2 separate regions of the Mus musculus genome follow, and region 2 is linked to region 1. A link is a loop called in an ENCODE intact Hi-C map of the cell type or tissue named here. Cell type or tissue: heart. All regions are shown on one strand. Links, peaks and the distances in the headings refer to the core of each region. The heading gives the core; the rest is flanking DNA.

Region 1 (16,348 bases), core at 3,387-11,386:
CCTTACAAAACCATGTCACACCAGTCATGCCGGCCACGTCAGGTTTCTCCTTCCTTGACTAGATCTCCACCCTTCCCTGCCTCTAGATTTGAATGTTCCGGGCTGGAGTGTTCCACTTCACCACATCCCCCCATGGTCCACTCCTCACAGTGGTTTCAGTGGGTAAGACGACAGAGCAGAGCTGACTTAAGCAAGCCACCTCACAAGAGAGCCGAGAGCCCAGAGCAGATAAAGTGGCTTTGAATTCCAGTTTAGAGGTCACCCAAGGGCTTAGGAACCATGCAGAAACCTGCATGACCAACCAATCTCCACTGGCACCCCAGTCGTCACACTGTTGGGACTTGCCCTCAGGAGAAACTGGGCAGCTGCGGCTGAGTCACAGATGGGTCATGGGCCAGCTGCGGGCAGAGTTGTATGCCTTGGCATTGTTCCCAGGTCCCCTCGTGGCAGCCCTCTGTGCTGGGCTTCAGGCTGACTCCTGTTCTCCACCGTGAGACGGTTTTAACTCATTCGGTCAAAATTTATTCACCCCCAGTGCTCGCTCCTGCCTGGCCTCATTCCCTTTACTCATTCCCTCACTCGTGGTCACGTTATTAAAATCATCCTCAAATCGCCTGTCCAAGGATGGAAGTGCACTTCGAGTTGTGTCCGTATGCAAAGCACGCTTTCTGCTACCCGATAAAGCACGTGAGACCCCGTCACCCAGCCTCAGCATACATTTTGCCAGCCTGGAGGGAGTCCTGCTGCTCCAGAGCAGGCGGTAGTTGCCTTTGTCCTGCCAACGATCTGTTAACTGGATGGCAGAAGCCAGTTCCTGTACATCTACCCAGGTCTCCGAGCTGGTGGACCCACTCTTCCACCTGGGCTTAGGGGAGTCTTGAAGAATGCATTCCGCTGAGGTCCAAATGGTAGCTCTTGGTGAGTTCGATCCCATTGTTAAGCAAACAATATTTATGTTTGAATCGCGTGGGACTAGATCCCCTGTCATTTGGAAGAAAGCTCATCTTTACAAACAGGCTCTTCTGTGAACTGGGCATGTGTAGATCTGTCCCCAGGGTCCCCAGCTCCATTTTGAGCTATGGTGTAGACTAGCCATGCTAGGTGACAGGTCAGGGCTCCTCACTCCCTGAGGAGTGTCTGTAGCAGCTTCCATTCCTGACCTGGGTGGCCTCATAGGTTGGTCCCCATCTAGTCACTGACAGACTCCCGACTTTGAGTTCCGAGCTGATGGCTTGGCTCCCGAAGATGTTAGTCATCAGAGGCCAAATCCACGGGGCTCAAAGAGGCCCTGCGCACCTGCACTCTAAGGAGTTCCCCGTCCTTTTTCCTTTCAAGGTTGACATCTTCAGGGTCCCACTGTGGAGAAAAGACAGAAAAGCTATCTTGCTGTGACAGATCCTTTCCAACTTTTATAGCCCAGCCATCCCCAAGTAATGCCCCAAATCCTGGGTCTTATGACCCCAGAAAACACAAGAAAAAATCTGTAAGCACAAGCTAGCCAGGCCTGTGTGCTAGGATCTCGAGAGAGAATATAGCTTTATTAACTTTAGTGTTGTGGGGGATGGATCCCAGGACTTTGAGCATGCGAGGCAAATGTCGTAGCACTCAGTTAAGTCTCCTGCCCTCACGCTGTTATCTCCGCTCCACACAGCTTAGCTTTCAGTCAAGGACTGACAGAACAACCACCTTGAACAGAGTAACTCCGCCTCCCTTTCCATCTCCCCCATCTCTTCCCTCACCAATCTCTGTTCTGAAATCTCCTCCTGGAAACACTCCTGGACAAGAACAGGCCAACTTGGCTCTCTTTGCAGCCCAAGGGGACGACTCCTCCAGCAGCAAGCTTTACGCTCTGGAGATTCAGTCCACTGAACTCTTCCGCCTCACTTGTTATTGCCTACACCACGCATCGCATCCGCATACGGACAGCTCTGGCCTCTCTTTAGACATCTGCCTCGCCCTCCCGGAGATGACAAGTTCCTAAAGAGCAGAGCAGAGCTCCACCTTTACCCCCACATAGGCTTTTCTCTCAGCTTGGGGCTCAGTAGACTTGTCTAAAGTAAACACTTAAAGGTCAACTCCTGGCCTTGCTGATGGTTCCGTTCCCAGCGTTTACAGTGCAACTCTCGACTATCTGTAACTCCAATTCCAGAGGATCTGGCGCCCTCTTCTGGCCTCCTCGGGCACTACAGGCATATGGTACACATTCATGCAGGCAAAAACTCGTCCATATACAGACAATAAAGTAAATATTTTCTAAAAAGCCATTTCAGGGCCAGTGAGGTGGTTCAGTGGGTAAAATGTGTTTGGTGCCAAGTCTGATAGCGCGAGCTTGGTCCCCGAGAGCCACGTGATGGAGGGGCAGACTTGATTTCCTGTGCGCGCGCACACACTTAATTTTTAAAAAGCTGATTCAGCATGATGGATACTGCCATCACCGACTCCAGTAAAACTGACAAATTGAAATCTGCAGAGGTCTGAAAGAAAGGATTAGAAAGCGAGCTTGTAAGTATAGATGGAGCTGTCTGCAAAATATCCTTCAAAGACAACAAAGCAGAGAGTGAGTGGGTTCTGCGCACTATTTAAGATGAAGAACTTCAGAGCTGGGCATGGTGGTGCACCCCGTTAATCCAAGCACCCCAGAGTTTGAGGCCAGTCTGTAGATGTCTACATAGAGTTCCAGGACAATGGGACTATACAGCAAAAGCCTGTCACAAAAAATACAAACCCAAACAAGAAAAACCCAGAAACAAGCAGTGCTCAAGGAAGCAATGTCAGCTTGGACTGAAAGACCTCCCTATTCGGGCAGGATCCTAGACCCAGACATGCACGTGCACCCAGGGAAGGACACTCTGCTGTCACAGATCACTTCTGAGAAGTCCCAGAGAAAACCTTCAGTGCTTTCATGTAACGCCCATAGCTCTGAAACACAAATTTTGGCTGTGTCAAGACTGTTTTTTCCCACAACCATTAAGGACTTGAGTCTGGAGCTCTGTGACCCCAGTGATGCGAAGGGCAGAGACAAGAGGGCTGCTGGGGCCTGCTGCCTGCCAGTCTCACTGAAAAATGCAAGGTTAGTGGAGAGACCGTGACACAAAGAATATGGTGGAGAGAGGTTAAGGACATGATTCTTGGCCTCTACAAGTGCATGATATTCTGTACAATCTTTTTTTTTTTTTTTTGGTTTTTCGAGACAGGGTTTCTCTGTATAGCCCTGGCTGTCCTGGAACTCACTTTGTAGACCAGGCTGGCCTCGAACTCAGAGATCCACCTGCCTCTGCCTCCCGAATGCTGGGATTAAAGGCGTGCACCACCACGCCCGGCTTTTTTTTTTTTAAGATTTATTTATTTATTATTATATGTAAGTACACTGTAGCTGTCTTCAGACACTCCAGAAGAGGGCATCAGATTTCATTACCGATGGTTGTGAGCCACCATGTGGTTGCTGGGATTTGAACTCTGGACCTTCAGAAGAGCAGTCGGCGCTCTTAACCACTGAGCCATCTCGCCAGTCCAATCTTTTTTTTTTTTTAAATTCTGTACAATCGTATACACATGTGCGCATGCTCGCACGCGCGCACACACACACACACACACACACACACACACATATACACAGAGAAAGAGAAAGAGAGAGAGAGAGAGCTAAAAAGACCCCTGTATCCCAGTATCCCAGTGACCCTGCAAACCTGGCACTGAGATAACTTGGTTCACGCAGCTCAGCCCTCTGGGGCACCCGTCTGGGGTTCTGCAAACTTTCTGCATAGTTGTGATTGCAGACTCTTTCCATACATCAAAGTTTCTCCATCTTCAGAGCCATGTGCTCGGTGGCAGAAGCAGGGACCTATTCTGCCCTCTGAGGATGGCCAGGACACCTTTTATGAAGAGCACAGACCTGAGTCCAAGGTCAGAGATCTCAGAATGTTCCCTGGATCAACAACGCCGAAAGCACCAAGCCACCAGTCGTCCGGCTGACGTTAGGGTCTCTGCAGACACTGACGGTGGAGTGAGACACGCAGCGTGTCATCTTAACAAGCTATTACAGAACTTCTGAGATGCTCTGATGTTTGAAAGCCACTGTTCCAACTCCTCAAACTAAGTTATTAGTTCACCTGCCCACGAACAGAAACAGCCTGCCTGACACTTTGATGTGGACTAAATCTTAGAAAGGCAACTGAAGTCTCTGACTTCGGAATCTGTAGGATAACATGCTGAGATGCTCTGAGCGATTAGAAAAACACAATTAGAAGTAAGGCATAAATTAATGTGGGTGAGTGATGTATTCTTGTGTCACAAACACTCCTGGGTGATAGAAGACAGGCACAGGTGACTGTCGGGAAATATGCCCATCTGGTATTGCAAGTGAGGACACGGCCAGCTGCCTGAGGACACAGAAAGACAGCAGGGAGCCTGTGGCTGTTTCTCATAACCACTGCCGCAGCCACACCCCACAGACCACTTGTGACCTGTAGCTATTCCACAGACCCTCCCTGACTGTGTCTCTTCACTGGGTTACACACATCTTCTCTGAGCTCCTCCCTGGTTGAGCCAGTCTACCCTGAATACTCCCTGGTTCAGAAAAGACTTTGAAAGAGAGCACCCGGAGTCCCGCCTCCTGATCTTTCTTATCTCTTATTTATTTTTCTTGGCAGTGCTGGGACTAAGCTGCCCCGTAGGCTAACAGCTGTCCTACACTTCTCCAGACTGCGTTCCCTTTTTGATTTTTAAACCAAAAGAATTGCCGTGTGCTCCATCCAAGGAAGTCTAACAAAAATAGAAATTGGAAAAACAAGCCGTGGAAGTCCCTCCCGAAAGACACCAAACGCTTGTCCGTACCTGCTCCGAGTTTAGGGCTTCCCAATACTTCTGCTGTGGGATAAAAAGAGACAGAGAACAAGTTGGACAGATGGCACCCCTGCCACAGAGCAAAGCGCATCAGCTCATAGCTCAGTGAGCCAAGAGTCAGAGCTTTGGTGGCTGGGAGAAAGGACGCAACACTCCAGCAAGCAGGAAGGTGGTCGCTATTAGCAGAGTAGTTAATTTAGTAAGTTAGTTAAATGATCAACAACAACAAACAAAACAAAACAAAACAAAAAACAAACGCCATGATTACTATGCAGGCTTGTGGATTCTGGGGAAAATGATTTACAGAGACATAATAATTACTATGATTAGAAATGACGGGTGCAAGTAGTTCTAATAATAGTAATAATAACAGTAATTCTTCTATTCATTAACTGCACAGCTGAGGTGATCCAATGCAAACTCATAAAACTAAGAAAGAGGTGCGCATAAAATATCCACCTTGAAATATGGGGTTTGCCAGGCAGCTTGGATTCAGTTTCACTCAGTGTTTATTGCATGGTTGGTTCCACTCCAAGCCTCAAGTATGCCTGACTCAGGCCTCTGGCGGGGCAAGCGCAGGCTGCGCCATCCCTCGGGCTCTTCCTTCGGTGCCTGGGAGACATTGTATTTCTGACACAAGAGCTAGAACCTAAGCTGAGAGGGTACTTGTGGATGGGAGACTGACAAGCAGCCGATGGGTTTAAGGTTATTGGCACACGAAAGCAAAGCTTCTACTGTTCAACTCTTTTCATTAATTAATCAGTTAATTAATGTATTAATTGTGACAGGGACTCATGTAGCTGAGGCTGGCCTCAAACTCACCACATAGCTGAGGCTGGCCTCGATCCTCCTCCTTTCACCTCCCAAATGCTGGGGTCACCAGCGTGTGATGACATGCCTGGATTGTTCAGCTCTTTAAGTGTTCATTTTTAAAAATGCTTCGATTATAAGGTTTCCAGTCATACACAAAAGCAAAGAATAATGACCGCTAGCGGGGCAGCCTGCTCCCCAACCTTCTGATTTGGTATTTTAAAGTAAATCACTTGATTGAAAAGACTTTAGAATGTTTCCGTAGATAAGCCCCAATCGTAAATCAGGACTAAACCTAACGCTATCTCCACGTAGCCCCAGCTAACCCCTGAAGAAGCCTTAATCTCCACTTTATTTTGCAGGGAGGGGGAACTTACCATGAAACCCAGGGCCTTACACATGTTAAGTCTGAATTGTAGCTCAGGCTGCCCTTGAAAGCGAGGCAGTACCAAGAGCTGTGCTTTTCCATGTGAGACATCACACCTGGCCCAAATGTTACCAGCTTACTAGAGCTACACCTTGGGCTGTCACTGTTTTTCAACCAATTAATCAATCAATTTTGTGTAACAGGCTCTCGGTACATAGCAGAAGTTGGCATGAAACGTGTCATCCTTCTGCATTAGCCTTCCCAGTGCTGAGGTCATAGGCATGTACCACCCCTTCTTTTTTAAGCTGAAATATATATGTATATATATCATATTATATATAATTATGTGTAAAATATATAAATATATGTGATTATAGATGATTATATTATATAATTTATAGTATATAAACTATACTATGTGAAAGATACACTATAAATATAATATAAATCTTTACACATATATATATGTTATATATATGAATATTATATGTATATAATTGTCGTTCATATTTGTCCCTTCCTATCCTTCTCTGCCTCCTCCATGCTAGCGCTCACCTAAGAGGAGTGGAAGCCTTACTCAGAAGCAGCGATAGCACAGATAGCTGCCACAGGGCAGGGGCTCCCAGGATGAAAGCACTCAGCCATACCCATCTTTTTATGGCATTCTTCTGAGGAAACATGTGGAAAATATTCGTAAGAAGAGGTACAAATTATTTAAACTGATGTGAAGTAGGGGCCAGGAATGTTTCATAACTTTAAATTGTGGTGGAAATAAGAAGAGAAATTAAATTCCAAAGCACTTTGCTTTTCGTTAGAAAATACAGACGTTCATGCGAAATGTTAAGTGGCAAAACGTTAGGTTACAGTTAGGATGCACTTGTTTCTTTAAGGAATGTTTCCGATTGCAGTGTGCTATCCTGGACTGGATCCAGCTGCTGGAAAACTGCTGAGATCCAAACAGAGCCGGGAGTCCAGCTGGTAGAAACGTACTGAGTTCATTTCTTAGCTTTGCTAAATGTAGCACGTTATGTAAGACGCAAATAGAGCAGCTGGGCAAAGGGCAAACGGAAAATCAGGACTAATTTTGAAAAAATTCTGTACATCCAAAATTATTCCTAAACAAAAAGTTTATTTAAAGCCAAGCAAACCAATAAGTATGCGTCTCCCAGCTGGGTTGAAGTGAAACTTTATAAAGTCCTTCCAAGCTGCCGACAAAGAACAGCTTGAGAGTGTGGGAGAGCGCCCTCTGCTGGAAGGAGTCATTAGGGTTTGCTGTTATTAATTTAAGATAAAGAGTCTCTTTTAAGATTAATTTAAGAGTCTCTTTAAGATTAATTTAAGATAAAGAGTCTCTGTCTAGAGGAGACTAAGCCCAGCCTGCGATGCTGGGATTACAAGGATGCACCCCCACACCTGGCTTCAGGTTAGCATTTTAAGCCACTGATAACAACATCCTAAGAGGCTCACTAAATTCAAATCTTTGCAACGGAGCTCTCTCCTCCCAAAAGACTAACAATAAATAAAATGTTTTAGGTCTTTTTCTGTTTTAAGAACAAAACAAACACAAACAAACATGGTTTGTTTGTTATTTTGTTTGTTTGTAAAATTTTCAAAAAACAGTGTCCCAGCTGGCGCTAGGGAGGTGGAGAGCAGGAAGATCTGGTTTTCAAGGTCTACATATTGATTTGAAGCTAGCCTGGGCTACTTAAGATTCTATCCCAAAAATATACACACACCTGGGACTGGAGAGATGGCTCAGCAGTTAAGAGCACTGGCTTCTCTTCTAGAGATCTCACTCAGATTTGAGTCCCAGCATCACATGGTGGCTCACAACCATCTGGAAAGTAACTCCAGTTCCAGGGGATACAGCAACGCCCTCTTCTGGCCTCCTCAGGCACTGCGTGCATGTGGTACACCCGCATGCAGGAAACACTCCTATCCTTGGGAGAGTTTCTGAATAGTTATTGAATAGCCTTCTGAGAACAGTTATTATTGTCATGCTATATGTATAATGGTGACATGTATTTACTACTTACAATGCAATAAGATCAAATTGTGCAAATACTTTTTCTCTTTTGCACTCAATAAACATCTCTCACAGCCTTTATCCTTCGGGACAGAATCTTGATATGTCTGTCATTCAAGCCAGCCTCCGGCTCCCAAGGACTGGACTCCAGGTGTTGCCACCACACCTGGCGCCACTGATTGCTGAGTTGTTCTCAAGATCCTGACTGTGTCACCTCTGTGAACCACGGCACAAAGTTTCCACTCACATGCTCCCTACAGCTTGCTTTCCCGGGCTTCTGAAGTCAAGAAGCAGGCACTAGTTTTTTTTTTTTTAGTGTCTACACAGCATGTGGCGATATTTCTCTTAGTCCTGAGGAAGTGGAGGATGGCTAAGCATTGAGAAAATAAGGTCACATTCTAAGCTTAAGACAGACTGTGAGAACGGGAGCATCAGGACCAAGGACTTCCTCTTCTATGTAGGGAGAAGTGACTGCTCCCAAGACCAGGGAGGTAAGATGGCACTGGACGTGACATGGGTCACATTTTCAGACTGGCCATAGAGAGACAAAATAGGTTCATCTCCCTTAGATCGGATTAAATGGATTTCTCTTTTTGCCTCTTGCAAACCTTAAAAACCTACACCATATTTTCCCACACTTCCATTCTTTCTGTTTCCGTTATTATGTTCATTGCTGGGAACTGAACCCGAGGTCCTAACCAGCCTACAAAAGCACTCTCCTGTTGAGCCACATCAGATCTATGTCTTTTTAAAACTCATACAGTATTCTTGACTATGGTGGTTTAAATGAGAATGGTCTCTATTGGTTTCATATATTTGAATGCTTGATTTCCAGTTGGTGGGCTGTTTGGAAAGGATTAGGAGGTGTGGTCTCATTGGAGGGGGTGTGGTCTCATTAGAGGAGGTGTGACCTCATTTGGAGGGCGTGGCCTCATTGGAGGGGGTGTGGCCTTGTTGGAGGACGCGTGGCACTGGGATTGGGCTTGTGTCTCCCTCTGCCTCGGACTTGTGCTTCAAGATGTGAACTCTCAGCTGCTGCTGCTCCAGCACATGCGAACCTGCCTGCTGCCATGGTCATGGAGCCTCATTACAGCAATAGAAAGGAGACAAAGGATAACCAGTTATACAGCACTTACCCTGGAGCAGCTGGCATTACAGTCCCTCCTCTCCGACTGCCTCCCATTCCCTGTCCTTCCTGGGCTGTGACAGAGGGAAATAGGATCTGCAGCCTGGAGCAGTCCAGAGGACATGACGTGCTCTATGGAAGGGCGAGGCCTGACTGCTCTGGGTGGTCTGACTGGCGGGCTTCTCCAACAGGTCTGGACAGGCCCATTGTGCTGGATCAGAGAACGCAACCTCAGCCCACAGTGGATGGACTTCCTCTGTGAGGCTGACACAGAAACATGCTAAGGTTGGAAGGAAAGGGCAGCCTGGAGGGGTTACTGTGTGTGCAGATCATGTGCAGAATTCTCTGTCTCTAGACTCTAGTCATACTGATACACAAATAGCTTAGAGCAAAGGGAGGGAAGCGGCACACCAGGGACTCGATCACGAAATTTGCAAGCAGTGTTGCCGATCAAGCGCTCCTGGTCAAGGTCAACTTACAGCTTCTGGGGTTTGAGTCACAGGAACAGAAATGTTCTAGAGCGGATGTGTGGGTACATAGTGGTGTGTGTGTGTGTGTGTGTGTGTGTGTGTGAGCATGTCTAGGCTGCCACTGACACAGCAGTTATCAAGGACATTGGTCCTCTTGGCTGGTGACTTGCCCCCTAAGCTCTCCTGAGGGGGGGGAGTCTTTCTAGTTTGGGAAACTGGCTGTCTTAGGATTTTATTGCTGTGAAGAGATACCATGACCACAACAACTTTTTTATGAAGGAAAACAATTAGAGCTTCAGTCTATTGTCATCATGGCGGGAAGCATGGTGGCATGCAGGCAGACGTGCTGCTAGAGAAGGAGTCAAGAGTTCTACATCTGGGTCTGCAGGAAGCAGGAAAAAGAGAGACACTGGGCCTGGCTTGAGCATCTGAAGCATCAAAACTCACCCCACACTTCCTCCAGCAAGGCCACACCTTCTAATGAGCCTATAGCCACTCCCTATGAGTCTACAGAGGTGGGGGTGGGAGTGGCTTTCATTAAAAATCAAACAAACAGAGACCACCACACTGGCTCATAGTAAACAATCTTTACCACCTCTTCTAGCTGTGCACCTTTACAGCTGTGTACAATTATCTCTTCCAGCTGTGCACCTTTACAGCTGTGCACAATTATCTCTTCCAGATGTGCACCTTTACAGCTGTGTACAATTATCTCTTCCAGCTGTGCACCTTTACAGCTGTGTACAATTATCTCTTCCAGCTGTGCACCTTTACATCTGAGGTCTCCATTGTGCTCCACAGCATCTAGACTCCTTCACATTCAACCTTGGCTGGGACTTTTGGCCTTCCCATCATTTCTGATCTTATGTCAGGCCCAGGGCTCTCAAATGGCGCTATAGTGTGTCACCGCCCTTGTACCTTGTATTGAATGGGTGCCACGAATAATGTGTGGATTCACGGTCTATGGAGTGTGCCTTCCCCTGAAAATGCTGAGAGTCTGTCTCCACAGAGACCATGTGAATGTCCTTTCTCTATGGCCATCAGCCATAGCCACTTTTGAAAATTGGCCATCTGCTCCCCTATGCAGTTTTCTTTAGTGCTGCACTGAAGGCAGGCAGATAAGAGTTTCTACACACCCTGGCTAGTTTTAATATCAACTTAACAGAATCTAGAGTCATCTGAGAGGAGGGGACCTCACTTGAGATGTCTCTATAAGATCAGGCTGTAGGCAAGTCTGTAGGGCATTTTCTTATTAGTGATTGATGGGGGAGGGCCCAGCCTATTGGTGGTACCACCCTTGGACTAGTAGTTCTATAAGAAAGCAGGCTGAGAATGCCATGGGGAGCAAGCCAGTAAGCAGCCCTCCTCCATGTCTCTGCATCAGCTCCTGCCTCCAAGTTCCTGCCCTGTTTGAGTTCCTGTCTTGACTTCACCCATTGAATTGTGATTCGGGATATGTAATTCTTTCCTCCCCAAGTTGCTTTTGGTCATGGTGTTTCATCACAGCCGTAGGGAGGTGACTAAGCACTATGGTTTTCCCAGGGGAGTGTCCATGGCAAGTGTGGCCTTGTTGGTCTCATGCCTGCCGCCGTCACTGAGATTCGTGAAGATCCCAGTGTCTCATCCTGAGCTGGACAAGACACGGTGTGATACACATGAGTAGGAAGACTGGGGCAGAAGTCAGTGTTCTCATCTATGCCAGAGCTCAGGCAGAACAACCCTGGCCCTGCCAGTGCTGTTAGGTACCATCTCCTGCAGGCTTCAGAGCTAATGGCACTAGGTTCAAATCTTGGCTTAGCCTCCTCCTCTTCTTTTTTATTCCAGCTATCACTGCCTGGGCTAGCTGGCAATGGCTGGGGTTAGAGTTGGGAGGCGCTATACTTGGCTTTGTCTTATGTTTCCTCAAGCTAGCAAAACTCATCTAGCCTCAGACGTCCGCCTTTGGGGCTGTTTAAAATCAGTAGTGCCTGGGAAGTCTTCACTAGCCCCTGCCAGGGCCTTGCACAGGACACACACACAGTCACAATCAGCACTCTGTCGTTCTGATGGATAGGGTATAGAAATGCTCGGTGAGCTGGGATACCATGGATACAACATGATGAAAGCATCCCTCATTTCACTTCCCCAAGTGCATGATGGGAAGTCAGTGTTCACAATAGTAGACACATACCCCAAGAATCTAAAACCACTCTAAGAAAGTTAAGAAAATGACAGGCAGTGGTGGCGCATGCCTTTAATCCCAGCACTTGGGAGGCAAAGGAAGGCGGATCTCTGTGAGTTCAAGGCCAGCCTGGTCTACAGAGTGAGTTCCAGGACAGCCAGGGCTACACAGAGAAACCCTGTCTCAAACAAACAAATAAAAACAAAAACAGAAGGAAGGAAGGAAGGAAGGAAGGAAGGAAGGAAGGAAGGAAGGAAGGAAATGGATAAAGGTGACAGGAACTGAGTATCTCCTTGGCCCACAGGCCTGGACAGTGGGAGTGTAGAAGTATCCACTCTCATCTACGGGGTCTAGCAGAAGCACATGTGGTCAGTGACAGATCAGGCCATAGGGATGAGAGAAGTACACTCAGGAGCACTCAGGGATAGGCATCCCAGGAGGGAGGAGGGAGGAGGGAGGAGGGAGGAGGGAGGAGGGAGGAGGGATGCCCTGGGTGCCCTGAACGTACATCAAGTATGAGAACGATGCCACCTTAGCGACAAGAGAGGCTAAAGGCACAGGATGTGATCTCTGAGGCCTGACTCTGACCCCCCAACGTTTCCATCTTTCAGGCAAGAGTTCCGAAGGCGTGTGCAGAAGGTCTGAGTCACCGTGGCCAAGAGGCACTGCCGCTGCCTGCCCGTGGGCAGGCTCAGGCCTGTCCTTCTGTCCTCATGTTTTCCCTTCACATGCCCACGCTCAGAAAATGTTTGCTGAATGACTGACCGGCTGCCGAGGTGAGATATACAGTTACGCCATCTGCCAACAGACACCTCCTGATATCACTTAGTATCAAACAAATCAAGAAATTCAAGGAACATGGCTCTCTGAACCAACGGCTCTGAGGAGGTAAGAGCCGGTTAGTGGGCCTGGTATTTAATCTGAATTTCCATTTTTACCCTCTTCATGCTTCATGCTCCAAATTTTCTGCCCCTAAAAATGTATAACATTTAGTGTGTTACATGTATTAATTTATTTAGCCCTTTAAGGTTAGTTCTTGCTGTATTTCCCAGGCTGGTCTTAATCCTGGGCTCTAATCCTCCTGTCTCTGTTTCCCAGGTAGTTGGGACTATATGCATATATTATTTTTGCTTGTGTTTTTGAGACAAGGTCTCACAGTAGCCTAGGCTAACCTCAGACTCACAATATAGCCCCAGATGGCCTTGAACTCATTGCAATCCTCCTGTCTCAGCCTCCTGAATGCTGAGATTTTAGGCTTGAGTCACCATACCTATTTTTATTACTTTTAAAAAATAGAAATGTGGGCCAGACAGATGGACCACACACCCGGAGACAGTCATGACCCCCTGTGTCATGGGAGCTCCCAGCCCTGTCTGGCCCAATAGTGGGCTTAGTCCCACGCTCACTGTTTCTTTTTTTTTTTAATTTATTTATTATATGTAAGTACACTGTAGCGGTCTTCAGACACACCAGAAGAGGGAGTCAGATCTTGTTACAGATGGTTGTGAGCCACCATGTGGTTGCTGGGATTTGAACTCCGGACCTTCGGAAGAGCAGTCGGGTGCTCCTACCCACTGAGCCATCTTACCAGCCCCACTTACTGTTTCTGTATAGGACCTTGGCAGTTGTGCCATTGGCTGTATGTGGTGGAGAATGTGAAGCAGGAATCCTGAGCTGGGGCATCTGCACTTTTTTTTTTTTTTCTTCGAGACAGGGTTTCTCTGTGTAGCCCTGGCTGTCCTGGAACTCACTCTGTAGACGAGGCTGGCCTTGAACTCAGAAATCCCCCTGCCTCTGCCTCCCAAGAGCTGGGATTAAAGTTGTGGGCCACTACGGCTTGGCTGGATATATATAATTTTATGTATATGAGTACACTGTAGCTGTCTTCAGACACATCAGAAAAGAGCATTGGATCCCATTACAGATGATTATGAGCCACCATGCTGGGAATTGAACTCAGGACCTCTGGAAGAGCAGTCAGTGCTCTTAACTTCTGAGTTATCTCTCCAGCCCCTGGATGTACATATTTTTACATAGGATTTTAAAAGCGAGACTATAGGGAGGCTCTGCCGGTGCCTGACAAATACAGAAGTGGATGCTCACTGCCATCCATTGGGCTAGAGAAAGGACCTAAGGAGCTGAAGGGGTTTGCAGCCCCATAGGAGGAACAACAGTATGACTCAACCAGTACCCCCAGAGCTCCCAGGGACTAAACCACCAATCAAAGAGTACACATGGTGGGACTCATGGCTCCATCTGCATATGTAGCAGAGGATGGCCTAGTCGGTCATCAATGGGAGGAGAGGCCCTTGGCCCTGTGAAGATTCTATGCCCCAGTGTAGGGGAATGCCAGGGCCAGGAAGTAGGAGTGGGTGGGTTGGTGAGCAGGGAGGGGGGAGGGGGTTTTTGGAGGGAAAACTAGGATAACATTTGAAATGTAAATAAAGAAAATAACTAATAAAAAAAGTGAGACTACAAATGAGAAGAATGGGTTCCACAGAGGAACAGCCAGGACCAGCTGCAAGGGCAGACTCCGGCAATGCTGGACACCGCGCTGCCTAGTGCTTAGGGACAGAGCAAGAGGCCTCCATTTCCAGAGAGCAAATATCCCCCTATTCCTCCCCCACGGGCCCCTGTGTCTCTGCCCTGCCTTGCCCTCACTCTGCAGTCCCTTTAGCCACAGGCCTCAGTGGAGAATGCAAGTTCCAAGCTTCTAGGTGTCCCACACATTCTCAGACTCAGCTTAGGAATATTGCCTGGACAGGTGTACAGGTCCTAGCTCCAACCCAGCCCTCAACCAGCAGCTGTTGAGGGACAGATGAACAGCAGGTGACACATCTGCACTCACCAGGCCACTGCCACCTGTGGCAGGTGGGCAGGGAAATGGGCAACAGGGAGAGGGAGCCACTGGTCCAAGGGGAGGGTCACACAAGCCGGTCTCTGGATAGAATTCTGACCCATGGGAATGGGGCCAGAGGGAACCCCAGGGAGGAAGGTCCAGGGGTCCAGGACAGGAAGGAAAATGGCCAGGACAGAATGCTAGGTATGAGCAGAGATAGCACGGTACACTGGCTGGGAATGCCTGGAAAAGCACACTAAGTGATCTGGTTTACCCCTCGTCAAAAGTTCTGAGGTTTGGAATTTTTTTTTTTTTTTAGGTTTGGAATTTTTGAGTCCTGTATAACTCTGACTAATCTTCATACTCTGGGTAGATAACGATTATTTTGCCAAATAAGGGCATTAAAAAAATCAAACTAAACCCAAACCACAGATCAACATTACGTACTGCTTATGTACATCGTTTCACAGACAGGATTTCAACACACAAAAGGCTGGGACACAAAAAGGAAGTCATTCCTTCCCCAGACATGCCAGACTGCCTGGTTCTCTGACATACGTGTGAGCCTGTGTTGCCTTTGATCTCCTGTGTCCTCAGACAGACGCAAACTCCCTTGCTGAATGGGGTTGAATGGGGCTGGGTACTCAGAGCGACAGGACACATCGGAGTTTGTGGATCCCTCATGTGATGCACATTTTGTTCAGATACAAAGAAGATGGAGGCTGGGTGTGCTGCTTCCAATAGGTCCTGCCTGTGTGGGTCAGGGCCAGCATTACAGGCCTCTGTTCGTTGGGGTAAAGAAACTCTTTTATGGTCAAATGGGCTGGGAAACACTGGTACCAAGCAAGATTCCTGCCTTCCTTTCTCTCTCCCTCCCTCCTTCTCTCCTTTCCTTCTAAAGTGTTCTAATAGAGCCTAGGCTGGATTTGAACTCATGATCATCAGCCACATGAATCCTGGCGTTACAGCCTAAACCATTAATCCTAAACTATAACACTGAGGCTTTTTAAGAGACCTATTACTTATGTTTTCTGTTTCTTCTTAGGAAGGACCTGAATGTGCAAGCCGTCTATGAGAACTGGACCCCAATATTCGGTGTTTCCCTGACCAGCTCAACCATGAAACTGTTTGAGTCCCGTCAAGTTTGAAGAGCTCCTCCATAGCCATGCAGAGAGCTTCACTCATGATTAGCAGTTGTGAGGTTAATAAGGCAAGGCTTACAAAGCAGTTCCATCTCAAGGAGGCCCCAGCAAGCGTTGGTAGGTGACATGCCCACGTGCCCTCCCCGAGGGCAGCCCCTGTACCTCCAGGTCCGAGTTGATGGAGGAGACCTCGGAGGAGCTGCTGGAAGACACTCTGGCCTGGATGACCTGGATGGGAGGGTATGAGGGAGGCTCTTGCGAGGCGGCGTCTCTGGTGCTTGTCTGCCCGTCACCGGGCAGCCTGGTGGCGCTACAGCCTGCCTGCAAAGAGTGAAGGAAAGGGTGGGCAGTGGCACTTGGTTTACGTCACCTCTCAACATGCAAAGCATTCCTGCACGTCAGTATTCCACAGGCACAGATGTGTGGGCTGCAGTGTCTCCTGGACCCTTATTCCTCAGCATCCAGAGGTGGCGGCACCCCTGTTCCCTGTGTCCTTCCAGATATTCCACATGCACACACTCAAATGCACACATATGTGTGCCCCCTACTTCCACTAATAGAAGGT
Region 2 (16,348 bases), core at 3,146-11,145, 150 kb before region 1:
ATTCCACAGGAGGGAAATCATGTTTTAACCTGTAAACCTGGACTAAAGCCAATGGCTTGGGAAGTCTCAGATCCTGTGAGAACAAATCTATTATCCTTGCTTTGTGCAAACTACCTGCAATTGTTTATTTTTATATCCATAGATTATTGCTGCTCTCAATCTTGGACAGAGAAACATCTGCAGTTAGTAAGCGATTCATAACTGGAAGAATAAATGTTGAGAACTCAGCCCTAAACACTTAGGACATCTACTTCACCCTCTCCAAGGCTGAAAGAACATCATGGAATTATAGGGGGCTGGAAAGAAAAAAAATAAACAAAATTGTGAAATACTGTCCTCCACCCATGACATGACAGCTGTACTCACTAACTCACAGTAGCAAATACTGCCCATCAGTATTTCATATTTCATCGTGGAGAGAGAGGGGGCTCATGAGACCCCCACCCCTGAGGAGCTATTAGCAGTTAATGGTTGCTGGGGGAAAGAGTCCATTTCTTCAGTTGAATAGTCACAAGTTACCTCATCAACCCTAATTAAACTCAATGGATAATAGCAAAAAACAAAAACAAAAAACAGAACAGAACTTGAAAGCAGGAGAGCTTGTTGGAAAAAAAAAACCAATCCAATTGTTCTGTGGAAGTGGGAGATGAGAAGACAATGGAAAAGGATGGGTATGTGAAATCCATACACATTAGACATGGGTATGAAATCAAAGAACATGCTGTCATAAAAACAAAAACAAAACCCTTTAGTATACCAGGTATAGCTCACAACTTTAATCTCAGCCCAGCACTTAGAAGGTGTGAGCAGATCTGTGAGATCAAGGCCAGCATGATTTACATAGTAGAGTTACATAGTAAGACTGTCTCAACAACAAATTTTTGTTGTTTTTGTTTTTTATTTGCTTTGGTTTTGGTTTTTTGAGACAGGGTTTCTCTGTGTAACCCTGACTGTTCTGGAACTCACTCTGTAGATCTGGCCTCTGTGCTGGGATTGAACACCACCCCCACCCGGCCAAAGGTAATTTCTATTACCTTGGCAAGAAAAGTGGTTGCACTTTACATTTCATAAATTTCTTTAATAATCTCTTCCTCTCCTTTTTAAGTTATCTCTTTGTCTAGTTGTCAGTGAACTCAGGAGTTTTCACCCTAGACATAGGGTGAAAGAACATAGAGTAAGGATTGCTCAGTGTCCCTGGAGTCAGGCAGGGTTGGCTGAGTGCTATCCCAAGAAAACTTTGGTTTGGAATTACTATTATTTGTTAGGAACAATACTCTCTTAAGATCCAGATCTGGTGGTACGCACCTCTAACCCCAGCATTCAGGAGGCAGAGGCAGGACAATCATGAGTCCCAGGAGTCTGAGCTACTTAACTCTTCCTCTCCCCACCTCACACACTCCCCCAAAAGGCTGTGAGACTGGTTTTCTGGCTGGTGCTTGATGCTTTACAGTGAATTCAGTTCTGTAAAGCATTTTAGCTCAAAGTAGATAAATAAGACTTCTCTAAAGCTAAGGGATGAAAAAAGGTTATTCCTCTCAGAAGTTAAATTATATCAAAACTGCAGTAGGTATGGGTTAATGAATCATACTGAGTTTTATGGTAGTAGTGGAGGGTCAAGAACTGGGATGTCACTGTCACTGCAGAATCAGCCAGCATTATTTCTGAGGTGCTGGAGAAGCCTGGCTAGGGAATTGTGTGTGATAACAAAGTGTTCTTCCACTGATCTGTATCTGCAGTCCCAGGAGACTTGAGAGTTCAACCAACCAGGGATTAACAAATATTTGGGAAGACGAAGCACCAGTACTAAACATGTACACTTTTTTCTTGTCAAGAATAGCAAAGGGATAAACATGGGTTAAATGTAAACAGCCTACCACGTTATATAAATGATTAAGCACCTGGCAAAGTCCTGGCAGTACATAAGAAATACCAATGGCTAGTTACATTTAAATTATCAGTTCTAACCTCTTCCCTGACTGGCCTGGAGCTTACTATGCAGATTAGTAGCACAAGCTTTTGACACCCCTCTCTCCTTCCCTTCCTCTCTCCCTCTGCCCTTCCTTCTCTCCCTCTTTCCTCCTCCCCTTTTCTCATCCTATCTCTCCTTTCCCACCTTTTGTGGGATTATAGAAATGAACCAGTATGACTAGCTGAAGTTGCCATTAAAATTCAATGCTCTCATTGAGCCTGTTTACTATTTAAGAAATATTTCCCTCAATTTCTCTAACAAGTTGACCTTATTCTAATATTTTTCTCAAAATCTTGAACAGTTAAAAAAACATAGCAAGGAATACTCCAATTATTTGAGTTATCATATGGTGATTTAGTGGGTAGGACAACCTATACTTTTTCCTCAACAATCATTGACCCTATTACACTGCAGTTCTTTATGTAAGAATTACTTCTCTGTGAGTCAACTGCTTTAAGACAGAACTAACAGCTTAACAAATTAACCAAAGTTAGCAAAATGATAAAATTTATATATAAAAATGCTCTAAAAATCATCCATTATCATTAATTTTAAATATATCATACACCTCACAGGAAATTACCAAGAATTAACCCTTCAAATACACTTGGAAAACTCACAATCCAACTGTGCTTACATTTAAAACATTCATATTGTAAAGGTATAATTAAATGTTAATGTTTATAAGTAAACCATAAAGACAAAGAACTATATAAAAATATATTAATACAAATGAAATCAAGTTGCATATTAAATGTGTTTCTGTCACACATCTTAATCTAAGTCTTCTGAAGCATTAACAAGGAGCTTTGAAAATACACTTTGGTGGCTTGCTAGAATGCATTTTTTTTAATCAAGTCAATTTCTACATCACAGAAAATAAAGAATTTTTTCTTACCAACAGCATTATACCATTATTCTTCTCCGATCCTGATATATCAGCTTTCAAAAGCTGGCTCTTCATATAAAATAGAACCATAAAAATCCATACAAATATTAAAATTTAATGCCAAATACTGGTTCTGCTTAAATTGCTCTGAAATGGTGATATTAAAATTTAGAACTTTTTAATTCAGCAAATTTAAATTGTTTTAGAAGATAAACCCTTCTGTTCTTTGTCACTGGCAGAACTCCTATTTGAATAAATCCTATCCTGCTGCATACACAAGTTCTGGCCTACAGTGCATGCCTGAATCTTGATGTTATCTAAACAGCAAAGGGCTAGGCTATTGTCCTTAACCAAACCCTTCCTTGAATTTATAATGAAATGGATTTACTTCATCGGGAGAAAAAAAATGCAGGGGAGGATAAAGTGAAGCTATCAGAAATAAAAGTCACCAAGTTTAATGCTTACGCCACCCTCTCCCACATTCCATAATTATTAAGAACTATCGAAATTAGTCTATAGTTTGTTCTAGAAGTTGATCAGAGCTTACTTTCTAAAACAAGACAAACTGGCATCAACTTGCAGAGAACTCAGCAAACATCTTAGACATCTTTGCTTTCCATGAGCATAATACTGTAATACTTCATCTGAGCCAAATGTGGTGTGTATTATAATCTCAGCATTCAGGAGACTGAATTCAAGGTCAATCTGAAGCTATCTCAAAAATTAAATGAAATGAAAAATTTTAAACCTGCCTAGAATTTCCAAAGGATTAATTTCACAAGGTGCTTTACAAAGTCATCAGTAACTTAAGTAAAACTTTAAGCAAAGCAATTTAAGTATTATATTTTGTTTTTTTGGAGACTCCCAAGTAGCCCAGGCTGTCCTGTTCTTTCTATGTAGTTGTTTCTGACCTGCTGAGGCATGTATATCCCTGCTTCCCCCCATGATATATACACCCAAATAAAAAAATTTAAATAAACATTTAACATTTAAGTAACCATTCCTTTTTTTGAGATAAGATCTCTCCGTATAGCCTAAGCTGCCTTAATTTTCCAAGTTCTGAGATTACAAACATTTACCACCTCACCCAGGTAAAAGCCAAAGGACACAGGAAAGGATGCTTCAACAAATAAATAACCACAACTGGCATAGATTTTCAAATTTATAGCACCCACAACAAATCCACAATTCAAATTCTATATGCCCAATGAACAATTTTTATCTTACTTCTTACTATCTATATAAATACCTATGTAAAAAGAGTAACAAAATCTTAATCTTCCAGCCATAGTAAGCGAACTGTTGACAACGCTGAGGACAGAACTCAACTCCAAATCAGCTCCTAACATAACAATAAAATGACATAATATAGCTTAATGAATACGTGGAAATTTTACAAAGATACCAGCTTCATTTTAACAAAGGTTTACTCAATACCCATTTTATCACTTCCCATCTTAGACTTTCTCTTATAATACATGCTTTTGTTTCTGTGTTTAGGCTTAAGGAAGACTATTGTGTCCAATATACACCAAACTAAGACTGTATTTACATTTGTCAAGTGAAGGCTTTGTATAGTATGTTTTTTCTATGTTATAGAGCAACATGAGAGTTATAACAAAATAAGTTATAATTAGGCCATACAATATAATTCCTCATGTTTTTTAAATCACTTTATATATACTATTTTTAATGAACATTTTTATTTAGTGGTATTCCAAATGGTTAAGACTGTCCTCAGGCTGGAGAGATGGCTCAGGGGTTAAGAGCATTGGCTACTCTTCCAGAGGTCCGGAGTTCAATTCTCAGCAACCACATTGTGGTTCACAACCATCTATAATGGGATCTGATGCCCTCTTCTGGTGTGTTTGAAGACAGCTACAGTGTACTCATATACATAAAAATAAATCTTTTTTAAAAAGCTGTCTTCATGAGACAAAATAGTTTATCTAATAAAGTTTGAGTTGTTTGCTTATTTATTTATTTAGGATTTTAGGATTTTAAGACAATATCATATAACCTAGGCTGCCCCTCAACCCCCTATGCAACTGAGACTGGCCTTGAAAATGTGACCCTCCTGCCTCTACCTCCAGAGTGCTGATATTAAAGGCATATACCATACTATCCAGTTTATTCTACATTTTAAAAATGTCTGTTTAAGAAGGAAGGGGGAATGGGGAAAGTGAGGGAGTGAGACATGAGAAAGCACCATACTGAAACTATTATTTGTATGCTAACCTAGAAATTAATTTAAAGGAGCAGGAGGACCAAGAATTGAAGGTCTCTTCAACGCATAGGGAGTTTGAAGTCATCTTCTACTTCATGTGATCTGGACTAAAAACTTCAAGTCTACTTATGCGATTCAAAACATTTCAATTATTCAAGTCACTAAGGTTCTAGAAGTCTCATATTTCTTTCTCATGTATGTAACATTTCTGAAGTCCATGTTCAAAGAGTTAGCAAAGTGTTATAATGACTAGATCGACTTCATTTTTTTTTTTTTGGTTTTCGAGACAGGGTTTCTCTGTGTAGCCCTGGCTGTCCAGAAACTCACTTTGTAGACCAGCCTGGCCTCGAACTCAGAAATCCACCTGCCTCTGCCTCCCAAGTGTTCGGATTAAAGGCGTGTGCCACCACCGCCCGGCATCAACTTCAAATTCTTATCCATTATGAAAAATGCTACAGCAGGCAAGAGTTTGAAGAGTTATAACTTGCAGGACTAAACAGCCTAGGAAGAATAGTACCTCTGCTATCCACGACAACGTGTAAACTGGGTGGCAGTGGGACCCACTTCTAATCCAAGCACTCTGGGAGTTAATCCCAGCAGCAGCAGGAGAAGCTTCTACAGACCAGACTGTCTACAGAGTGAGATCCAGAACAACCAGGACAAACAGAAACTGTCTTGGGGGAAAAAGTACAACAAACAAAAGCAACAAACAACAAAAGTCAACGTGTTAATTAACTGGTGGTAACCATCCTCTGGGCTGCAGTAAGACAGAAAGTTAGGTGGTTTTACCCAGAAGAAAGACTGTCTAATGTACACATAATCCCTAAAATCTTCACTCTCTGCCTAGATCGCAACTGAAGTCATGTTACTTTTGGCATTTTCAAAGCTATTTCTTTAACAAGCACATTGCCTTTTATCTGTTTTGTTTTTCTAATATAGAACCTCTTGGGCTGGAGAGATGGCTCAGTGGTTAAGAGCACCGACTGCTCTTCCAAAGGTCCTGAGTTCAATTCCCAGCAACCACATGGTGGCTCACAACCATCCGTGATGAGATCTGACGCCCTCTTCTGGGGTGTCTGAAGACAGCTACAGTGTACTTAGAGATGTTGAAAAGTTCAAGGTCAGCCCATTTATAGTGAGTTCTGCAACAGCCAGGGAGACACAGGAAGACAAGATGCTTTAAAAAAAAAAAGGGGGGGGGGGGGCTGGTGAGATGGCTCAGTGGTTAAGAGTGCCGACTGCTCTTCCAAAGGTCCTGAGTTCAATTCCCAGCAACCAAGAAACTGTCTTGGGGGAAAAATCCAACAAAAAATACAACAAAAAAAAAGGGGGGGGGGCTGGTGAGATGGCTCAGTGGTTAAGAGCGCCGACTGCTCTTCCAAAGGTCCTGAGTTCAATACCCAGCAACCACATGGTGGCTCACAACCATCCGTAACGAGATCTGACTTCCTCTTCTGGAGTGTCTGAGGACAGCTACCGTGTACTTACATATAATAAATAAATAAATAAATAAATAAATAAATAAACCTTAAAAAATTAAAGCAAGCTTTAAAAAAAAAAAAAGACATGGTGGTGGTACATACTTTTAATCCCAGCACTGAGGAGGCTAAGAGGCAGATCTCTATGAGTTCAAGGCCAGGCAAATCTACAGACCTACATCCAGATTTCCAGGACAGCCAAGGCTACAAAGAAACCTTGTCTGGATAAAACAAAAAACAAAAAGGAAAATATAACTTCCCTCCTCTCCAAAGCAAAGGAAAGAAAGGCCCCAAAATAGGAGTGCCAGCTTTAACTTGTCCACAGAAGACAATCCACTAAGAACTGTTAAGAGCGTCCCTTCACTTATCTTGGTCTCAATCTCTCCACTACTACAAGGTTGGTGAAATAATGTCCTAAGGTGGATTCAACCATGAAAAAGTTTTGCCTTACAAGAATACAGGCAAATGTAGTGACACGGTATCTTCAATCCCAGCACTGGGGGGTGGGGGGTGTAGAGGCAGGTAGAACTCTGTGAGTTCAAGGCCAGCCTAGTCTACATATTAAGTTCCAGGACATCCATGGCTATATAGAGACTGACTCTTAAAAAAAAAAGAAAGCAAAGCAAAGCATAGGCACTATGTACAACCTGCTGTTGCATTCTTTCACCTGTAGGTGGCAATCCAATATTGCTAAGGAAAAAGATGGCTGGAATTGACTAAGATGTTCAGTGATTAGAAGAGATAAGGTATTATATACCAAGTTGTTTAGTCGATATGAAAAGGGGTTGCTTTTGAAATATGTCCCATGAGAGATAAGATACGCAACAAAAACCATGAGGGCTGGGAATGATGTGAGTTCAAGGCCAACCAAGGCTCAATAATAAGATCCTCTCAAAAAACAAAAATATAAATAAATAAAGCCTAAACTATGTGGTAAAACACTTAGCCATTAAATTGGTGATGAAAAACAAGAAACAGGCAAGGTATACCATAATACAGAGATTCTGAGGAGGGTAGTAGCAGGGGACACTAATTAAAATATAGTATCTTGTATGTCACATAATGAAATTCACTGCTTTATAGATCAACTTAAAATTATAACAGAAGAGCCGCTGCAGCCTAGCGTGGAGGTGGCACACACCTGTAATCTCAACATTTTGCAAATGGAAACCTGATATCTGGTATTTAAGGCCATCCTCAGCTACACGGTGACTTTTGAAACCAACAAGGTAAACTATGTAAGACACTGTCTCTTTAAAATTTAAAAAAAAAAAAAAAAAAGTAATACAGGCAGGGAGATCTCTGACCAGCCTGGTCTACTGAGTGAGTTTCAGGACAACCAAGGCTACACAGAGAAATGAAAAAAAAGATTTTGGGTTAGAAGCAGTTGTGCATACTTGTAATACTTAGGAGGCTAAGGCAAGAAGCACACAAGCTTAAGCCTAGGCTACATAAGGTCCTTCCTGCCTCTTAAACAGATCAATAAAAAGAAAACCTTGGGTTTGATCCCCAAGAAAAGAAAGGGAATCTATACATACCTAATCTAACAATTCTAATCAATATTCATGGCATGTGTTATCTATACTAAGTATGTATGGGTAAAACATATCCTACTGTGCTGTTTGTAACAAAACCTAAGCCCTTGAATCTATCTTAATGTGTGCAATGTGTGCCAACAGAATGTATGAATAGCTTATGAAAGACAAATGAGTCAGATCATAAGAGACCAGGACAGCTCTATACAAGAAAAAAAGAAATATGATTAATATGCAACTTTTGTACCAATCAAAAAGTATTTACAAAAGACAGGAATGGTGGTGCATGGCTTTAATCCTAGCACTCTAGAGATAGAGGCAGGCTGATCACTGTGAGTTTGAGGCCAGCCTGGTCTACACAATGAGTTGTATGTAAGTTAGTCACAGTTTCATGATGAGATCCTGTCTCAAAAATGTATACCAAAGTGTTATCATTAACTAAGAAATTCTTTTAAGTATTTTAGAGTAAAGGTCACCAGTACCATATACTTCAAGTTCCTCTGCAAAATTAAATGTAAACTTTAGTGTTCCCTGCCTCATTGAGGGTGGTGACAGTGGATTTTAAAGTAAAATCTCACTGAAACAAAAGGTTATTTTAAAACAAGCAAACATGAAATATAATAGAGACACTGAATAAGGACTAAGAAAACAAGAATTTGTATAACTGTCTACGTAAACAAGGCAAATTGCCAAACGAGTGTAATTACTCCAACCTAAAATCTGTAATACAGATTTAAGGATTTCTTTGAATAATATAAATGAAAGTTTCTCCCATTTAACACAAATTAGTTTCAGCTTAAAACTATAATACCATTAACTAAAATCACTAATAACTTGGTTGACATTTAAATTGTTGATTTAAATCTAAATGCTCTCTAGTGGTGAGATTAGCTACACTGTTTTGTGCTCCTATCAGGACACACACTTCCAGCCACCCGCCTTGGATCTGCAAATGAAAGACACACACACACACACACATTATCTTATTTTTAAAATGCCTTAGCTAGTTCAAAGGCTGGGCAGTTCTAATCATCCGCCCAGCTATCATAGATTTCCCTCCAATACTCCTGACTCAACACCATCTAAATTTATGATCTATCTTTTATGCCCTGCTCCTTCTGGGTGGCCCCCTAGACTTTGCTGCCCAAGATGCTTCTGGGCAGCCCTTTTGAGGGCCCACATTCCCTCTCACCTACCTATTTTCACCTCTCTCTACCTATTTTGGATGACTTTCCTTCTGTAGCTCTAAATCTGATCCGTCTCCCTCTAAAACCTGGCAATTCTTCTCTCCGCTCCCACTCTATTCAGATCTAGCACATCTCCCTTTGCCCAGCTATCAGCCACTGACATCTTTATTTTTTTGTTTAAGATCTTATTTATTTTTTGTATGTGAGTACACTGTCCTCAGACACATTAGAAGAGGGCATCTGATCCCATTACAGATAGTTTTGAGCCACCATGTGGTTTCTGGGAATTGAACTCAGGACCTCTGAAAGAACAGTTAGTGCTCCTAACCACTGAGCCATCTCTCCAGCCCCCACTGGCTTCTTTATTGATCGATCAAAAACCAATTGGGGAAAATCTGTGTTGTCACACAGATTCCCAATTAAATCAAAGAATTAGAACCAATCACCAACAATGCTCATTAATTCTGAGACTGCTATTTTCCATTTTACCACAGCTAAAACTGGAGTGGTTTTTAAATGTTATTGTTGCTGTCAGCATACATGGGTCACTGTACAGAATGCTCAGAATTGGTTTTTTGGTTTTTGTTTTTTCCGAAACAGGGTTTCTCTGTGTAGCCATGGCTGTCCTGGAACTCACTTTGTAGATCAGGCTGGCCTCCAACTCAGAAATCCGCCTGCCTCTGCCTCCCAAGTGCTTGCTGGGATCAAAGGTGTGTGCCACTACCACCCGGCAAAATTGGTATCCTTATTTCTCAAAATTGATGTATGTACAATGTTGGTAGTAAGTGCATGTCTTAAATTACTAATGCATTAAATTACTAACTACCTTACAATAGGACTATCAACAAGTAATAGCATGCACAGAAAGGACTCAAAATATAAAAACAGAGTGGACAGAAAGAGCCAGGCTAGAAAGGGTGAATAGAGAATAATGACAAGGAAAATAAGAAAACTTTCCAGAGGATTATATTCCTAAATCTTCAATATGTTTGGGAGACAGAAATCCAATCTTTTTGGTTCTCCTGAATCTACCTCAAGCCTAGTTTATGGAGTGGATTGGGGGGAAGGGAGGTTTAAAATCCTGGGCTTCTTGCATGTTAGTCAATCACTGGACTAACCCAAGTTAGACTTACAACACCTCAGATGTATACACACACATACACACACACAACTTTCATTAACACATTACTGCACTGCTTTCAAAAAACCAAGATTTGTTTCATTCATGATCTTTACTACAGTATGATTCATATTTCACTCTTCTAGGCTTGCTGATTTGAAGGACCAATCACAAAGAAGCATGAAATCAGCAGGAAATTATTCTTTACAAAAGATACAACCCTGCACATTTAACTATTGTAACTAATAAGAACGCAGGTCAACTGTGTGTCAGAGAAGGAGAGAGCTGTATGTTGAAGTAAGATCTGATTATCATAGATAGATGGGCCTTAACTCTGCATCTTCCTGCTTCAGCTTCCCAGGATTAAAGATACATACGGCTTATGTGAACTTTAGAAATTGTATGAGTTTGTTTTTCTGCTTTATTCCTTTTCTCAATTCCAAATCTGCTATGTTGATCCAATGCAGTACAAAAGACCTCAAACAAAGCAAAGGACAGCCTGGGCTACATACATAGCAAGACCGTGCCTTTGGGGTAAAAAAAAAAAAAAGAGCTCAGGGTATGGTGGCACTTTCATTTAATCCCAGCACTCAAGAAGCAGAAGCAGGCAGAGCTCCCTGACTGTACTGTGAGTCCCAGAGAAGACTAATCTGTACAGGGTTATTTAGCCTAGAAACCACCTTCATGGGCATCTACAAAACTGATACTGTCATTGTTAAGTTATGGTTTGTTATTTGAGGTGCTTGGGGCTGAACCCCAAGGTCTCACCCACACCAGGCAAGCAATATACCACTAGATTCTCAAGCACAATTCCAGGCCTAAATAGTATCTTTTTAAAGACAAGAAAGGCAAGCATGAGATTAAACTACATTAAAAAGCTTTACCAACAAGTTTCTTAAAAAGGACATTAGCATACTTTTTCACAGGATTATTTTCTATTTTCTAAAGATCCACTAAACCAATTGTTGCTACAAATAAAGCTGAATCATTTACTCCTGAAAAGGAAAAAACCAAAAAAAAAACAGGACTTCAAAGATGGCCCCCAAATGTCCTTTCTACCCACCACAATTCTGCTTAACTGCAGTTTACATTATACTAGCCTAAATAGAAAGGCAAGTAGACAGGTTACCAAGCTCCTGTTTCCTGCTATCACTTAACTGTTAATATCCCCTGGGCTGTTTTTGTAACTATGTCACTGGGGACAAAGTGTAGCACTACTGGAATGTCTGTGACAGCAACAACTACCCATCAGTTTTCAGCACTCATCTCTCATCTTCAGACCCACAGATTGAGACCTCCATCCTTTCTCACAGACAGCTAAAATTCAACCTTTCTTCAAAATATCCTGCCCCTCAAACTTTTCAATTCATTCTACCCCTTAATGATTTGTTTAAAGCAAGAAATTTACCAGTCACCCTAGAATCCACTATTTAACACCTTCTACATCCAACTGGGCATCATTTCTAGCCTTTCTCACTGTACCGCACCACGGAAGTTGCTCCAATTCAGGTCCTTTTCCAAGTCTTTCTTCATAAACAGCTATATGTAAACCTACTATGACCTCTCTACCTCCCCTGTGTAAAGTCTCAGTAGCCTGACACTGTCTGCAATGTCATTTCCCAAATTAATGAGAATACACCCAAATCATTTCAAAAGATTCCCTGCTCATATAAATTGAATAAATGGTAGTTTAAAAATAGTTTAAAACACTGATCTCTAGCTAGTATCTAAACTTTCATAATGCAAAATATGTACTTCTTTCTCTACCACTGTGGAAGTGGGGTCCAAAGTAAAAAACTAATTACGAGACTTGTAAAAGCCTTTACAATCTGCCACTTTCCAACTGCCATCATTCACACTTAGAAACTTTACATCCCTTTCACAACAGCACAATTTGCAGCTCTTCAAATTGCTCTAGCACTTCCTGACGCCATTCTTCTCTACATAATAATCTTTCTGTCAAGAAAGCCTTCACAAACCTAGTCTGGCTGAGAAGCTGCTGTTAACCCTTCAAGCCAACTCAAGGCACTAAGCTTTCTTTGACTGTTCTTTCCATCTGCTGCAAAGGACTCCTGCCACTTTTCACCACTACTCCAACTGTCAGAGCAGTTACTAACGACATCAAACTCAGCCTTAAAAGCTATGAGACTCAAACCAGCACCTGGTAATACAACTGAATGAATGAAATGAGGTAAGACCACTGGTGGAATCTTTTTTTCTGGGCAAAATCCTACAATAAAATTTGAGTCTGAACATGCGCCACATCTCAACCCTATGCCTCTTTTCCAACTAACTTAGCCAGATTCCTTCCAGACCTGTAACCCTCCCTATAGAAACCCACCACAATGTTATTTATGTTCATCAAATTAATTCCTCTTTCTCTCAAGAGCAGTGCTTCTCAACCTTCCTAATAATGTTGTGAGCCTTTAATACAGTCCCCTCATGTTGTGGTGATCCCCAACCACAAAATTATTTTGCTGACCACTTCATATCTGTAATTTTGCTATTAATTGTAATGTAAATATCTGATTTGAGGAATATCTGATATGTGACCCCAAAGGGGATGACGACAAAGGCTGAGAATCATTGCTCAAGAGTCATTCTTCTCAGAAGTTAATGCATAGAGGCGACAGCTGGGGAGTGGGGAAGAGGGTCCAGCAGGTAAAGCACTTGAAAAGTCCCGTGTTAAAGAGGGCCAGAACCAATGTAAAATAATCAGTGCTTGGACCCATTCTAAAGACAAGCAGCGCCTTTAATCCCAGCACTTGGGAGGCGGAGGCGGAGGCGGAGGCGGAGGCGGAGGCGGAGGCGGAGGCGGAGGCGGAGGCAGATTTCTGAGTTCGAGGCCAGCCTGGTCTACAGAGTGAGTTCCAGAACAGCCAGGGAAACCCTGTCTCAAAAAAACCAAAAAAAAAAAAAAAAAAAAGTCACAAAGAAGAGACCCAATGTCAACCTGACTCATTCGACGCATATTCCCCGCCTCCCCCCCCGCCCACACACACACACACACACAAATACCAAGGCAAATGGCCACTGACAAATATCTGAAGTTGTCTTTTGGCCTCCACACAAGTGTGCCTATATGAACACATAATCTATATGAACACATAATATCTGCATATGTTGGCAATTTGTTCTAATCAACTGCCTCTGTGGTCCTGAACTGAACTTCATGATCTCAAATGGTCACAACTCCACAGCACTGCTTTTTAACTCACTAACTCAAACCAAACTGACTGACTAGAACTCAAGAGATCTACATACTTCTCTCCTGGGTGCTGGCATTAGAGATGTGTACCACCACGCCTGACCTAAGTCTTTCTTTACCTGAAATTTGCTCTATACCAGGGCTGGCCTTGAATTCAAGAGATCTCTTTGCCTCTGTCTCCTGGGACTAAAGGAGCATCTTCATCCCAGCCAATCACACAGACCTAGACCCTTTTATCAAGCAGCCACCCTGCTAGAGCAAAACCCCTCTACATATATGCAATAATCCAACTGAAGCAGTCAAAGAGTGTGAGGAGGGACAAAGAGATCCAGTGACCCTGGCCAAGTCTATCTTCTGGGTCTTAACATGAGGTTAACATTTAAGAAGAGGGCTACAGTTACATATTTCTACTAACCAGTCCAGGTCATGGTTCCACCCTTTTTCTCATCTCTATGGTAGTATGTCAAGTTGTAAATTTCTGGGAGGAGTGGGAGGAGTGTTGTGGCTGTCCATCCATCCTCCCTTCCCTCCCCATAAGGACTTAGGCTTTAGGTTTGCTTTCTCTTCTCCAAACATAAGATTCCTGGGGGAGCTACAATTTTGGGGGGGCTCACTGTTTCAACAGTCCAATGAACACATCTCTTTAGACTATCTTCACCTCTGCTAGGCTGGTTACAGTGCAGAATAAAGACCCTAACGAAAAGAATACATACCTGACAAAGACAGGAATTCAACCTAGACCCTTTGCCCTCCCCAGACACCAACTTCTTCTGTAAGAAAGGGCCAGTCTAAATAGTCTGTTATTTCTCAGCATTATTATTTTCTACTCTTCTACCTTTACTTTAACTCCCAATACTTTTGTAAAGAAAACAAGAAAAACTAAATAATAGAGTAAATCCAACCTACTATTAAGGTACAATTTGGTCTAAAACTTTCTTTCATAACTATTCTACATGTTACCTGATTGCTTATTCCAAGAGAAGACTTACAGAATATAAAGAAAGTTCTAATTAACAAATTAGTTTCATACCCTAAGATCTATGTTAAGCTGTTTCACCACCTCAAATTCTACCAAAGGTCACAATATGACCTGTGGGTTTAGTCTAAAATGTTAACAGATCTGGTGTTCCAATTGTTCTATGGAACTCTCCAGCAATTCCCATCCTCAAATAACTTTTGCTTCGGATATTTGCATTGCATTTTTTAATAGATCTCTTCCTCACTCCCATTTTTCTTTTTTTTTTTTTTTAAATTCTTTTTTTTTTTTTTTTAGATTTTTATTTATTATTATATGTAAGTACACTGTAGCTGTCTTCAGACACTCCAGGAGAGGGCGTCAGATCTTGTCACAGATGGTTGTGAGCCACCATGTGGTTGCTGGGATTTGAACTCTGGACCTTTGGAAAAGCAGTCGGGTGCTCTTACCCACTGAGCCATCTCACCAGCCCCACTCCCATTTTTCTACACTAAGAAGTATAATTATCATAAAAATAAATTTTAAGCTATCATTGTAGTACAGTATTTTTGTCAATTCACGGTACTTTGTCCTTTTTTGTTATTTTGTTGTTGTTTTATTATGAGTCAGGGTCTTGTTAGGTAGTAGCCCAGACTGGTCTTGAATTTTCAGTGAGCCTCTTGAGATGACAAGTCATCATTACTATACCCAATCTGTTTTGACTTTTTGAGCCAGAGTCTCAGTAAGCATCAACGTCAATCATTTCTGTGCCTCAGCCTCCTCACCATGAACTACAGGCTCACAGCACTGTGCCCAACCATACACATTACTTTTCATAACAGTAACGCTAATTTTTTATCTTAATTTTATCAATGGTTATCATTAACTTCAAGACATTCTATCTTTTAAATATCTACTTTACTCAAGATTAAACTGGGGCCAAAAGAAGGCTTGATGGTAAAGAACACACACCTGCTGCTCTTCCAGAGTACCCAAGTATGATTTCAAATACCCAAGCAGCTCACAACTTCCTGTAACTCCAACTCCTAGGGGAGCTAACACCTCCTGGCCTCTGTAGGTACCTGGACTCCTCCTATGCACAGACAAGCACAGATACATAAACAAGTATGATTAAAATAAATAAAAATAGAGCTAGAGGTAGCTCAGGAATTAAGAGCACTTGTTATGGGAAGGAGTGGTAGCACACATGCCTTGAATTCCAGCACTTGGGAGGCAGAGGCAGGAGATCTCTGTAAAATCAAGGCTCTTGTTCTACAAGTGAGCTCCAGGACAGCCAGAACTATGGAACCTGTCTCAGAAACCTCATACCAAAAAAATTAAAAAATAAAAATCAATAAACAACAACAACAACAAAAACACTTTACTCTTGCAGAACTTGGATTCAACTCCTAGCACCTGCATAACCATTCAAAGATCCCAATATACCTGTAATAATAAACAGTAGTTATCATGGTTGTATGGTAACAGACTGGTTGGTTACCTTAACCATTCATAACTCCAGTTCCAGGGATTGGATGCTCCCTCTTCTGGCCTCCTTAGGCACTAGGCACACATGTGGTACACATACATACATGCAGGCAAAACACTTATAAAAACACTTTTATGTGTTACAAATAAAAAAAAATTAAGGTTAAGTAATTCCAGAACACTTGACTTTTTTTTAAAAAGATGCATTTGTTTATTTTATGCATATGAGTACAACACCTTTGCTCTCTTCAGACACACCAGAGGGCACCAGACCCAATTACAGATGGTTGTG

Evidence for each region. Peaks named below come from ENCODE experiments on the same cell type or tissue, not always from the same donor. Only the 100,000 strongest peaks of a DNase experiment are listed, where the experiment ranks them.
Region 2: it touches region 1 in a loop (9-fold over the local background); 25 of 42 quality-filtered maps call a loop at or near these places.

Annotation. Positions count from the first base shown.
Region 1 is chr16:30,513,467-30,529,814 of GRCm38, forward strand. It overlaps Tmem44 (transmembrane protein 44), which reads right to left. Exons shown (of 11, transcript NM_001384248.1): 9 at 15,946-16,104; 10 at 4,834-4,866; 11 at 1-1,356. The coding sequence ends at 1,249. Gm52252 (a long non-coding RNA gene) reads left to right here and starts at 6,663. Exons shown (of 3, transcript XR_003951936.1): 1 at 6,663-6,722; 2 at 12,414-12,690; 3 at 15,687-15,952. In heart, for the core only: CTCF peaks have their summits at 7,265 (motif pointing left) and 7,941 (motif pointing left); DNase peaks (open chromatin) are centred at 4,565, 6,955 and 7,225; H3K4me3 peaks cover 387 bases.
Region 2 is chr16:30,367,256-30,383,603 of GRCm38, forward strand. All of the region lies in intron 2 of Atp13a3 (ATPase type 13A3), which reads right to left. Among named protein-coding and RNA genes, the nearest start is that of Atp13a3, 13 kb to the right of the region's middle. In heart, for the core only: a CTCF peak has its summit at 7,239 (motif pointing right); no DNase peak of the experiment used is centred there.